Linked DNA regions of Homo sapiens: all the other regions are linked to region 1. A link is a contact called in ENCODE Hi-C or POLR2A ChIA-PET data. All regions are on one chromosome and are shown on one strand. The core of a region is the stretch at or near the end of the contact, and the rest is flanking DNA. Distances in the headings are between cores, read along the strand shown.

Region 1 (2,966 bases), core at 307-2,806:
GGTGCAGCAGAGGCTCCTGATGGCTGGACAGGGGGCCAGTGTGGGCGCAGTGTGGGCAGTCTGAGCACAAGTGGGGTTTGTGGGCAGTGTGGATGCTGGGGGGCTTAGCGGAGGGTTACTGGAGACGATAGAGGTGTGCGGTGCTCCTGGGCTATAGAATAGGGAGGAGGATTAGAAAGGGCCTGGGAAGGCAAGGCTTGGAGGGCTGGTTAGGTTTTGGAGCAGTGGTTGGGCTGACAATGGAATTTTGGGCACACAGATGATCTGAGAGGGGTGAGGGTCAGAGCTGGGGTTTAGGATGGGATTGGTTTAGGGCTGGGTTGTGAGGATGGAGTAGGGCTTGAGCACAGAGAAGCAAGTAGAGTTTGGGGCACAGTTCAAATTTGGGGTTAGGGTTGGGATTAGTACCATGTCAGATGAAGGGATGGATTCAGGGCTGAGGGTGAGGGCCATTTGCAGTTAGCACCGGGCACAGCTCGGGGTTGGGTGAGGCTGGGTCAGGGCGAGGGCTTCTGGGGTAGGATCAGGTGCGTGGGGCCTGCTGAGAGTGTCCGAGGATCTGCTCGTTCTGCCCTGTGGTGTCCCTGATGGGCTTTTTCTCCCTTTTTGCAGGGTTGCTCTCAGCTATGGCCTTGGTTGGAGACCCAGCTGGTGGCCAGACCCCACCACCCTTTGGGTTTGGACCAGGGCTCCAGGAGGTGGCATCCTGCAGTGGAGCCCCAGACTCTCCAGGGATGGAGTATCAGCTGAAGCAGGGGCCCCCATTTCACACTGGAAAGGGCCTGGGGTTTGGGGTTCCCCCCTGCCGGGGAATCCAGGGTCCCCACCCCTGCCTGCTGCCTGCCCTCCTGCCTCGGCCTCACTCTGGGTCCTTGTCTGGGAACCTTAGCACCTTCTTTGAGCCGCTGGTGGTGTTGGCGCACTTAGCAGAGCAAGCCCTGGCCCCTTTCCTCACAAACCTCACTCCCAGGTCTAGGCGGGGAGGCTGGGCTGCTCCTCATTGTCTTAAGCAGAGCGGTCACCTGAAGGCCTGGCCGTCTCACCTTGTCATGATTCCTCCACATTTGAGAGTGACGGAGGGGCAGGGAGTCAGGGCTGTGTCCACAGTGTGTCCTCAACCCAGACTGAGCCAGGCCCATGGCTCTCACTGAGGTCCTCTCCTTCTGCCTTGGTTTCCCTCTGAGTCCAGCCCCATGGGGAAGCTGGGCTCCTGGGCCTCAGGCCTGATGCTCCCTGTGCCAGGGCCTGTCCCCTGCTACTGCACTGAGCTGGAGTCGGGGGCCTGGTTGTGGGCTTCTGCTCCTGGTCTCAGCGAGACCTCCAGGCTTCCTTGGGCCCAGCTCCTCATCTCAGCCGGTCGCACCTGGGCAAGTCCAGTCAGTGTGAGGGGCTACTTCGGTTTCCTCACTGTGGCAGGGATTGGGGGAGCTCCTGAGCCCTGGGCTGGGGTGGGTCCGGAGGGGTGGGGGCTCCTGGCTGGGCTGGGTGTGCCTGTATGTGACTCAGGCTGGATGCCCAGGCCCTGAGCTGGCGGCTTTGTTCTCCCACTGGCCGGGTAGGGTGCGTGCTGCAGCCCTGAGTCACCCGGGTGTGGCCGAGCTGCTGGCGGGACACCAGAGCCATACACCGCCACACTCACAGAGATCCACACACTGGAGCTCAGGACACGGCGCCCTGAGAGCGGAGGGCCCCCCTGGTGTGGGTGCCGTCACTGGTGCCTTTCCCTCGGTGGTGCTGTGAGACATTCCCAAGAAGCTCCTTGGTGACTAAGGGCCCTGTGCTCCTGGAGCAAACTCAGCTGTTTGCTGAGAAGGCCTTCCTTCTCTTCGTGGTTACTCCCTGGTTAGGGCCTGGAGGGGGACCTGCAGGCACAGCTGGAGACCCTGAGGGGCACACAGAGCCTTCCCCCGCTGCCTGATAAAGGGCATATGCAGGTGACCATGTGCCATCTGTCCAAACTGTGCACCCACTGGATCCTTGAAACAGTTCTGAGAGGAAGGTGCATTGTTCCCACTTTACAGATGCGGACACCGGGGTTGCTAATAGTTGTCCAGAGTCACCCGACTAGCATGTGTCCCACTGGGACGCTCCTCCTCAGGTGCTCTGTGTGGCCTGGTCCCGGCCCTTCCTCCACTTCAGTCCAGCTCACCACTAGGACCCCCTCGACACCACCCCTCGCTCAGTCAGGCAGGGGCCCACAGGGCCTGGGGCCAGATCTTCCCATGGGGAGTTGTGTCACTGTCCCTCCCAGGCATGGGGCCTGGCGCCCAGGCCCCTCCACTGCCTCTGAGGATGAAGACACAGGGCTCTGCTGGACTCCCTGGAGCGGCCCTGACCTGCTTTCTCTGGGCTAACAGTGGGAGGTCCTGGGGGACCTCCCTACTTGGGGGATCCAGGCCTCACTGCCCCCAGGGACAGCGCAGGAAGTGTGTGCATATCTGTGTGTGTGGGATGGGGCAGGAGAGGCAGCTTGGCTTATACCGGGTGTTGGGGGAAAGCAGTGCAGGTTCGGGGAACCTGGGCCCTGAACTGCATGTGGACAGCCCCCTCCCACAAGGGTGAGGATGGGCACACAGGGGCCCTGCATCCTAGGCCAGGCTTGGGTTCTCGGAGGCCAGCTGGAGCTCGCCTGCTTTTCTCAGGTAGACCAGGGTCTGCTACAGACCCTGCTGCCCCCAGAAAGGCCTAGCCTGGTGCAGTGGGGTGAGCGGGCGGGGTGTGGCCCCAGGAGCTGGCCCCACCCCCTGCACCACCCTGCTTTGTCAGAAGCTGTTTGAGGCAGAGAATAAAGCACCTTATTAGGTAAGAAATGCCTTCTGCCAGGTGGGGAGAGGCCAGGCCCGCCTCTGCCCCCAGGCCTGCCTGCCCCGCCCTGGCAGAACACCAGCTTCTGTGGCATCTCAGTCCTGGCCCGAGCCCAGCAACCCCACACCCCCTCACCCCATGGAGCTCCGGCCGTCCTGCCC
Region 2 (2,966 bases), core at 183-2,682, 120 kb before region 1:
TGCCTGTAGTCCCAGCAACTTGGGAGGCTGAGGCAGGAGACTTGCTTGAACCCAGGAGGCGGAGGTTGCAGTGAGCTGAGATTGAGCCACTGCACTCCAGCCTCGTGACAGAGCAAGACTCCGTCTCAAACAAAACAAAAAAACAAAAAAGATACCTGCTTAAAAGACAAAAAGACCAGGCCAGGCGCGGTAGCTCATGCCTGTAATCCCAGCACTTTGGGAGGCCGAGGTGGGTGGATTACGAGGTCAGGAGTTCAAGACCAGCCTGGCCAAGATGGTGAAACCCCGTCTCTACTAAAAATACAAAAATTAGCTGGGCGTGGTGGTGGGCGCTTGTAATCCCAGCTACTTGGGAGGCTGAAGCAGAGAATTACTTGAACCCGGGAAGCGGAGGTTGCAGTGAGCCAAGATGGTGCCACTGCACTCCAGCCTGGGTGACAAAGCGAGACTCCATTTTAAAAAACAAAAACAAAAACAAAAACAAAAAGACCAAAATTCAACTTCTCCCTAAAAATATTAATGCTTTAAGTGAAATTATCTCTCTAGTATTCCCCAAATCCTTTAGTGGAATAGGCATAATAGGCACTCCCAGGGAGCTAGGACCTGTTTACTCTGATTCCAGGACCTTCTGACAGGTGGGAAGCCCCCAGCTGGAGAAGTGTGGGACATTTTCTAAAAGAGCAGTGGAAAGTGAGTGAGTTGCCCCATCTGCCTGACCACAGATTGCCTGTCCAATGACAGGAGGGACGCATACATGCACACACACTCCACCTCTCTCCTTGGTGCTCAGATGTGGGGGCAGAATTCCCCTCCAAACGCCTGCAGCAGCATTCCCTGAAGACCCTGCCTGTGCCCAGACCCTGCCCATGACTTTGCACCCTCCTTGTGTGCCTGTGGGTCCTGCAGTTCTGAGCCCATGGCCAAGGCACAGGGGAAACAGGCCCCTAATGTACTCCAGAGACGGCCGGTGTGGTGGCCCACACCTGTAATCCAACATTTTGGGAGGCTGAGGTGGGTGGATTGCTTGAGCTCAGGAGTTTGAGACCAGCCTGGGCAACAGAGTGAAACCCCGTCTCTACAAAACATACAAAAATTAGCCAGGCATGGTGGCATACACCTGTAGTCCCAGCTACTTGGGAGGCAAAAGTGGGAGGATCACTTGAGCCAGGGAGGCTGAGGCTGCAATGAGCTATGGTTGCATCACTGCATTCAAGCCTGGGCAACAGAATGAGACCCTGTCTCAAAAAACAAAAACCACACACACACAAGACAGAACACCAGAGAGCTAAGGAATACCTACCCCTCTGCCATATAAACCTGTGTGGGGAAGGGCTTGGCTTCCTTCAGTTCCCTCCCGCCTGCCTCATGTCTCTCCAGGCACTCTCCCTTGAGGGTTGTCACCGGTAACCAGAGCTGGCTCCCCTGGTGAGAGCAGGAGCAGCGTTACTTAGCAACAGGCACAGCACACAAAATCCAGCTAATCTGGGCTGCCCCAGTGGCCAGCCCTCCTACAGCCCTCAGGGCGGTGGCTGCTGGCCAGCAGCACACCCCTAGAAGTGGACACTTATAAACTTCTGCATCTTTCTACCCCAGCAAACCCTAAGTTCCAGCTTGGGCAAGAAGGACTCTTGCACACAAAGGCACAAAGACATGGGCAGGGTGTGGGCACAGGCAAGGTCTTCAGGGAATGCTGCTGCAGGGGCATTTTCTCCGCCCTCCCTGTCCCTCTCCCCTTCCTTAGGCCCTGTCTCCCTTCACAGTATCTACAGAACTCTCTGAGGCGGGGGTCCCAGCTCTGCAGCAAGCCATGAAATGAAGGGCAAATCCCTTCACCTCTGGGTAGCTCAACTTCTCTGGGAAGCAATAACATAGCAGCTCAGTGTAAGGACTTTGAGGCCACACTGGTCTGGATGCAAATCCATGCTCTGCTACTTCTCAGCTGTGTGACACTGGACATGTTTACTTAACCTTTTATTTATTTTTTATTTTGTATTATTTTTTGAGACGGAGTCTTGCTCTGCTGCCCAGGTTGGAGTGTAGTGGTGCAATCTTCGCTAACTGCAACCTCCACCTCTCAGGTTCAAGTGGTTCTCCTGCCTCAGCCTCCTGAGTAGCTGGGATTACAGGCATAGGCCACCATGCTGGGCTAATTTTTGTATTTTTAGTAGAGACGGGGTTTCATTATGTTGGCCAGTCTGGTCTCGAACTCCTGACCTCATGTGATCCGCCTGCCTTGGCCTCCCAAAGTGCTGGGATTACAGGCGCGAGCCACCACACCTGGCCTACTTAACCTTTTAGAGCCTCAGTTTCCTCAATACTAAAATAGTGCCCACCTTAGATGGCTGCTGAAAGAAGAGACAAAGGAAAAAAGTCATCGGCACAGAGTCTGGCACAAGGGCCTGTGGATTGGGCTGAGTGCTCCTCTCGCGCATCCCCAGCTCTGTCCCCCTTAGTCACTGGCCTCCAGCCACTTGCCTTACTCTGCTGCTCTAACAAGCTGGCACTCTTTCATTACTGTTTCCTCTCCCTGCAACTTATCCCTTTCCCCTAACTCTCCACCGACAAACTCCCCTCAGTTTATTTATTTTGAGATAGGGTCTCACTCTGTCGCCCAGGCTGGAGTGCAGTGGTGCTGTCACAGCTCGCTACAGCCTCAGACTCCTGGGCTCAAGTGATTCTCTCACCTCCGCCCTGAAGTAGCTGGGACCATAGTCCCGTAACACCAAGCAGGCTATTTTTTAATTATTATTATTACTTTTAGTAGAAACAAAGTCTCCCTTACGTTGCCCAGGCTGGTCTCAAACTCCTGAGCTCAAATGATCCTCCCATCTCGGCCTCCCAAAGTGCTGAGATTACAGGCATGAGCCTCCAGTGGTGCCCAGCCTTCCCTCAGTTTAAAAGCTACTTCCCGCCAGGCACAGTGGCTCACGCCTGTAATCTCAACACTTTGGGAGGCCGAGGCGGGC
Region 3 (2,966 bases), core at 147-2,646, 100 kb after region 1:
ACGCCAGGCTGCTTCTCACTACAGAACTAAGTGCTACATCATGTGGGGCTAACTGACTGTGGTGGAGGGGGATCGTTTTGTTTGTCCCCAGAGATATTTGCAGACTCACTTGCAGTCAGAGAGGAGGCTGGAATGGGGGAGTCTGATAGCACATTCTTCATGAACCGCATGCCACCTCTGTCTATGCAGCTGGGCCTTCATGGGCATATTGTTGGGTTCGAACTCAACCTCTTCATTCTTGGCTTGTTATAAGACACCATGGCAACAGAGAATACGTAGGACATGTTTCTGCCCTCAGGGAGGTTGCAGAGGGTGGAGGAGACAAAACATCCACAGAGGAAACCCCCAGAGACCAGTAACTTACATTTGTAAAATGCTGAGTGTATACAAGAACTTATTCTTTTCTGAGTATTATTCCTAAGGGGCCAGAGAGAGACATGACGGAGGATGAATGGAGCAGCAGGGAAGGGAATGGGGAGTGAAGGGGTGCTAGGGCCGAGGGCCTGGGTGCTGGGAGGAGAAGAGGAGACACAGGGCCGCAGGGTATGAGTAGGAGGCGGAGAGGAGGAGGAAGGGGCTTTGCCCCTGCTGCTGACCCGCCTTCTCCCTGGGTTAGCACCCAGTCTTCTTTGTGGGAAGAAGAATTAACACCAAAAGTCTCTGGGAACACAGAAGCTGATCTGGGCACAGGGAGCTCCAGCCAAGATGCCTCTCTCTGCTTTCGCCTCTCCCACAGGCACAGGGCCCCCAAATTCTCTACAACCCATACCCTGGGCCTTCTGTTGTCATAGAAGTCAGAGTTGGGGGACTCTTAGAGTGGTACCTGATCTGGCTTCCTCCCATGGGAAGAAAAGGGGACTGAAGCTCAGAAATGGTCAGTAGTGTGCCCAAGGTCACACAGCACGCAGAGACATCCTCTTCTGAAAGCTTAATCTCAGTCTGAGCTGCTGTAACCAGGCTTAGATCCGGGTACTCTGAGAGGATATGGTTCCCCCAACCCTGGGGGGATATGGAGGTAGATACCTTGCTTTTATCTCTTAACTTATCAGAGTTGTGGTCCAGAAACTCATTCAAACTGGGAGGCCTACTTTAAGAATACAAAGTTACCAAAAAAACCCCACTTACTTAGAATGAGAAAAGTCACACAGATCACTAGAGCCTTGGACATTCAGGCCTCTTCCGTCTGAGTTCCTTAGGCATCGTACCAGAAATTCTTCGAGTTGCTGCCTGACTGCAACCTGGCTCCCTCTCCCCACCCACAAGTGCCAGCAACTCCCAGCACCAGCAGGGGCCATTTAAGCAAGCCCCCTGGAAGCTTTCAGCAAACCTCTCTCTTTCCCTCAGCCTTTGCTCTGCCTGCTTCCTGGGCTTGGGGCCGCAGAGGCCAGCGAGGCTCCCTTCATTCCCTCCACCAAAGCGAGGTCTTCCCTGCCCCCACAGAGCAAACTGATCCCCAAGGCCAAGGCCTTGGTGACAATGGGACTGTGAGTCACAAAACAAACATAGCCAGCTGTCCCGAATGGATTTTTAATTTCTACTGCAAGACCTGTTTCAGCCCCACTGGCTGCTTAAAGCCACCCCCACTCCCTGCTCCTTCCTTAGTCCTGGCTGGAGCCCCATTCAATCAGTCAACGATTCACGAATTATTTTGACATATATTAAGCAATGACTTCTCCAGGCCTCATACTGGGGATAAAAGTATCAATAGGCCACAGACACCTTTAGGATTTTATGATACGGTGAGGAAAGGCAGCCATCTACATAAATAACACATACAGCTACCATTCACCGAATCCCAGGTGCTCAGGGCTTTAGACAGATTATGTCATTTAACCCTCACAGGCCCATGAATTTGGTCCTGTAGTTGGGCCCAAGGCATAGGTGGGAAATGGAGGCCCTGAGACATTGCCTGGGGTCAGGTGGCCAGTGGATAGAAGGGCCAAGGTGAACACTCCCTTCCTGCATGCCTCCTCGCTCCTTTTACAAGGCTGAAGGCAGGCTGGAAGTGTGGGGCAAGAAGGAAAAATCAATGATCCTGCTTGGGGCCTGGAAGGAGAGAGGGCTGAGAGCGCTTCCCTCCCACGCTAGGAAAGAGCCGTCCTCACTGTCTGTCCTCTGCCCCCAGGTTGGCTGGAGATGGAGTGGGAGCCGTGAATATCTGTAAGTCCTTGGCTGCGGCCCATGGGAAGCATCCCTTGTGCTGTTTAGATGGGGCTGGGTCTAGAGAATGGCAGACTGGCCCAGGGCCCTGCTGGAGGGGCCAGGAGACTCCTTCCTTTCTACAGGGATTGACAGGTCCCCTGGAGCACATACTGCCAGGCTCAATGGCCTGGGAAGCACTACAAGAGGGCAGGGTGGGGCCAGGAGCACCTGGGGAGCAGCCCTACCCCTGTCAGATGCTCCTTCTGGGTTGGCCCATGGAGGGGGGCAGGGGTGAGGGAGAGGGGCAGCTGGGGCAGGAGGGTGGGGTGCAGTGAAGGGATGGGGTCCCTGGTAGGGAGCCTCACGCTGAAGAGAGCCCTCCTCTTTTCTCTCCCAGCTGTGATGAATTCCACTGGTGGCAGTAGCAGTGGCGGTGGCATTGGGCTGACCCTCGGGGGAACCATGGGCAGCAATGCCCTGAGCTTCTCCAGCAGTGCGGGTCCTGGGCTCCTGAAGGCTTATTCCATCCGGACCGCATCCGCCAGTCGCAGGAGTGCCCGCGACTGAGCCGCCTCCCACCACTCCACTCCTCCAGCCACCACCCACAATCACAAGAAGATTCCCACCCCTGCCTCCCATGCCTGGTCCCAAGACAGTGAGACAGTCTGGAAAGTGATGTCAGAATAGCTTCCAATAAAGCAGCCTCATTCTGAGGCCTGAGTGATCCACGTGCCTGGTATCCTGGCTTCATGAGGCTGGGCAGGGGAAAAGACGGGACTAGAGAAGGCAGGGTCTCCCTGGTGACTAGGAAGCCTTTTGTGCAG

Evidence for each region. A loop is a pair of places that touch in the nucleus more often than their neighbours do. ChIA-PET counts read pairs that join two places held with the same protein, here RNA polymerase II (POLR2A). Pooled maps may share reads with other maps.
Region 2: a map of ascending aorta shows a loop between it and region 1 (2.8-fold over the local background). The contact joins two enhancer-like sites. A Hi-C loop is called at or near these places in 1 of 168 maps with a recorded cell type or tissue (ascending aorta) and 8 of 50 pooled maps. POLR2A ChIA-PET finds 5 or more read pairs at or near these places in 6 of 52 experiments (HCT116, MCF 10A, PC-3 and 3 more).
Region 3: POLR2A ChIA-PET joins it to region 1 with 7 read pairs in PC-9. The contact joins the promoter of KRT7-AS here to the enhancer-like site in region 1. A Hi-C loop is called at or near these places in 1 of 37 single-sample maps with no recorded cell type and 5 of 50 pooled maps. POLR2A ChIA-PET finds 5 or more read pairs at or near these places in 7 of 52 experiments (A549, H1, HCT116 and 4 more).

The regions. Positions count from the first base shown.
Region 1 is chr12:52,145,920-52,148,885 of GRCh38, forward strand. No RefSeq gene overlaps it. Among named protein-coding and RNA genes, the nearest start is that of SMIM41-AS1, 29 kb to the left of the region's middle. RefSeq lists an enhancer at 1,446-1,740. Within about 2 kb of position 1,557, at least 28 of the 41 ENCODE cell types and tissues checked have a DNase peak (open chromatin) inside an H3K27ac peak, as active enhancers do; they include HCT116, PC-3 and PC-9, where a contact is called at or near this core.
Region 2 is chr12:52,028,446-52,031,411 of GRCh38, forward strand. The region is part of intron 1 of LOC124902934 (a long non-coding RNA gene); the gene reads left to right. It also overlaps a transcript of NR4A1 not described here. Among named protein-coding and RNA genes, the nearest start is that of NR4A1, 22 kb to the right of the region's middle. Within about 2 kb of position 1,433, at least 7 of the 41 ENCODE cell types and tissues checked have a DNase peak (open chromatin) inside an H3K27ac peak, as active enhancers do.
Region 3 is chr12:52,246,052-52,249,017 of GRCh38, forward strand. It overlaps KRT7-AS (KRT7 antisense RNA 1), which reads right to left and starts at 1,397. Exons shown (of 2, transcript NR_146274.1): 1 at 1,126-1,397; 2 at 1-417. KRT7 (keratin 7) reads left to right here. Exons shown (of 9, transcript NM_005556.4): 8 at 2,126-2,160; 9 at 2,540-2,870. The coding sequence ends at 2,709.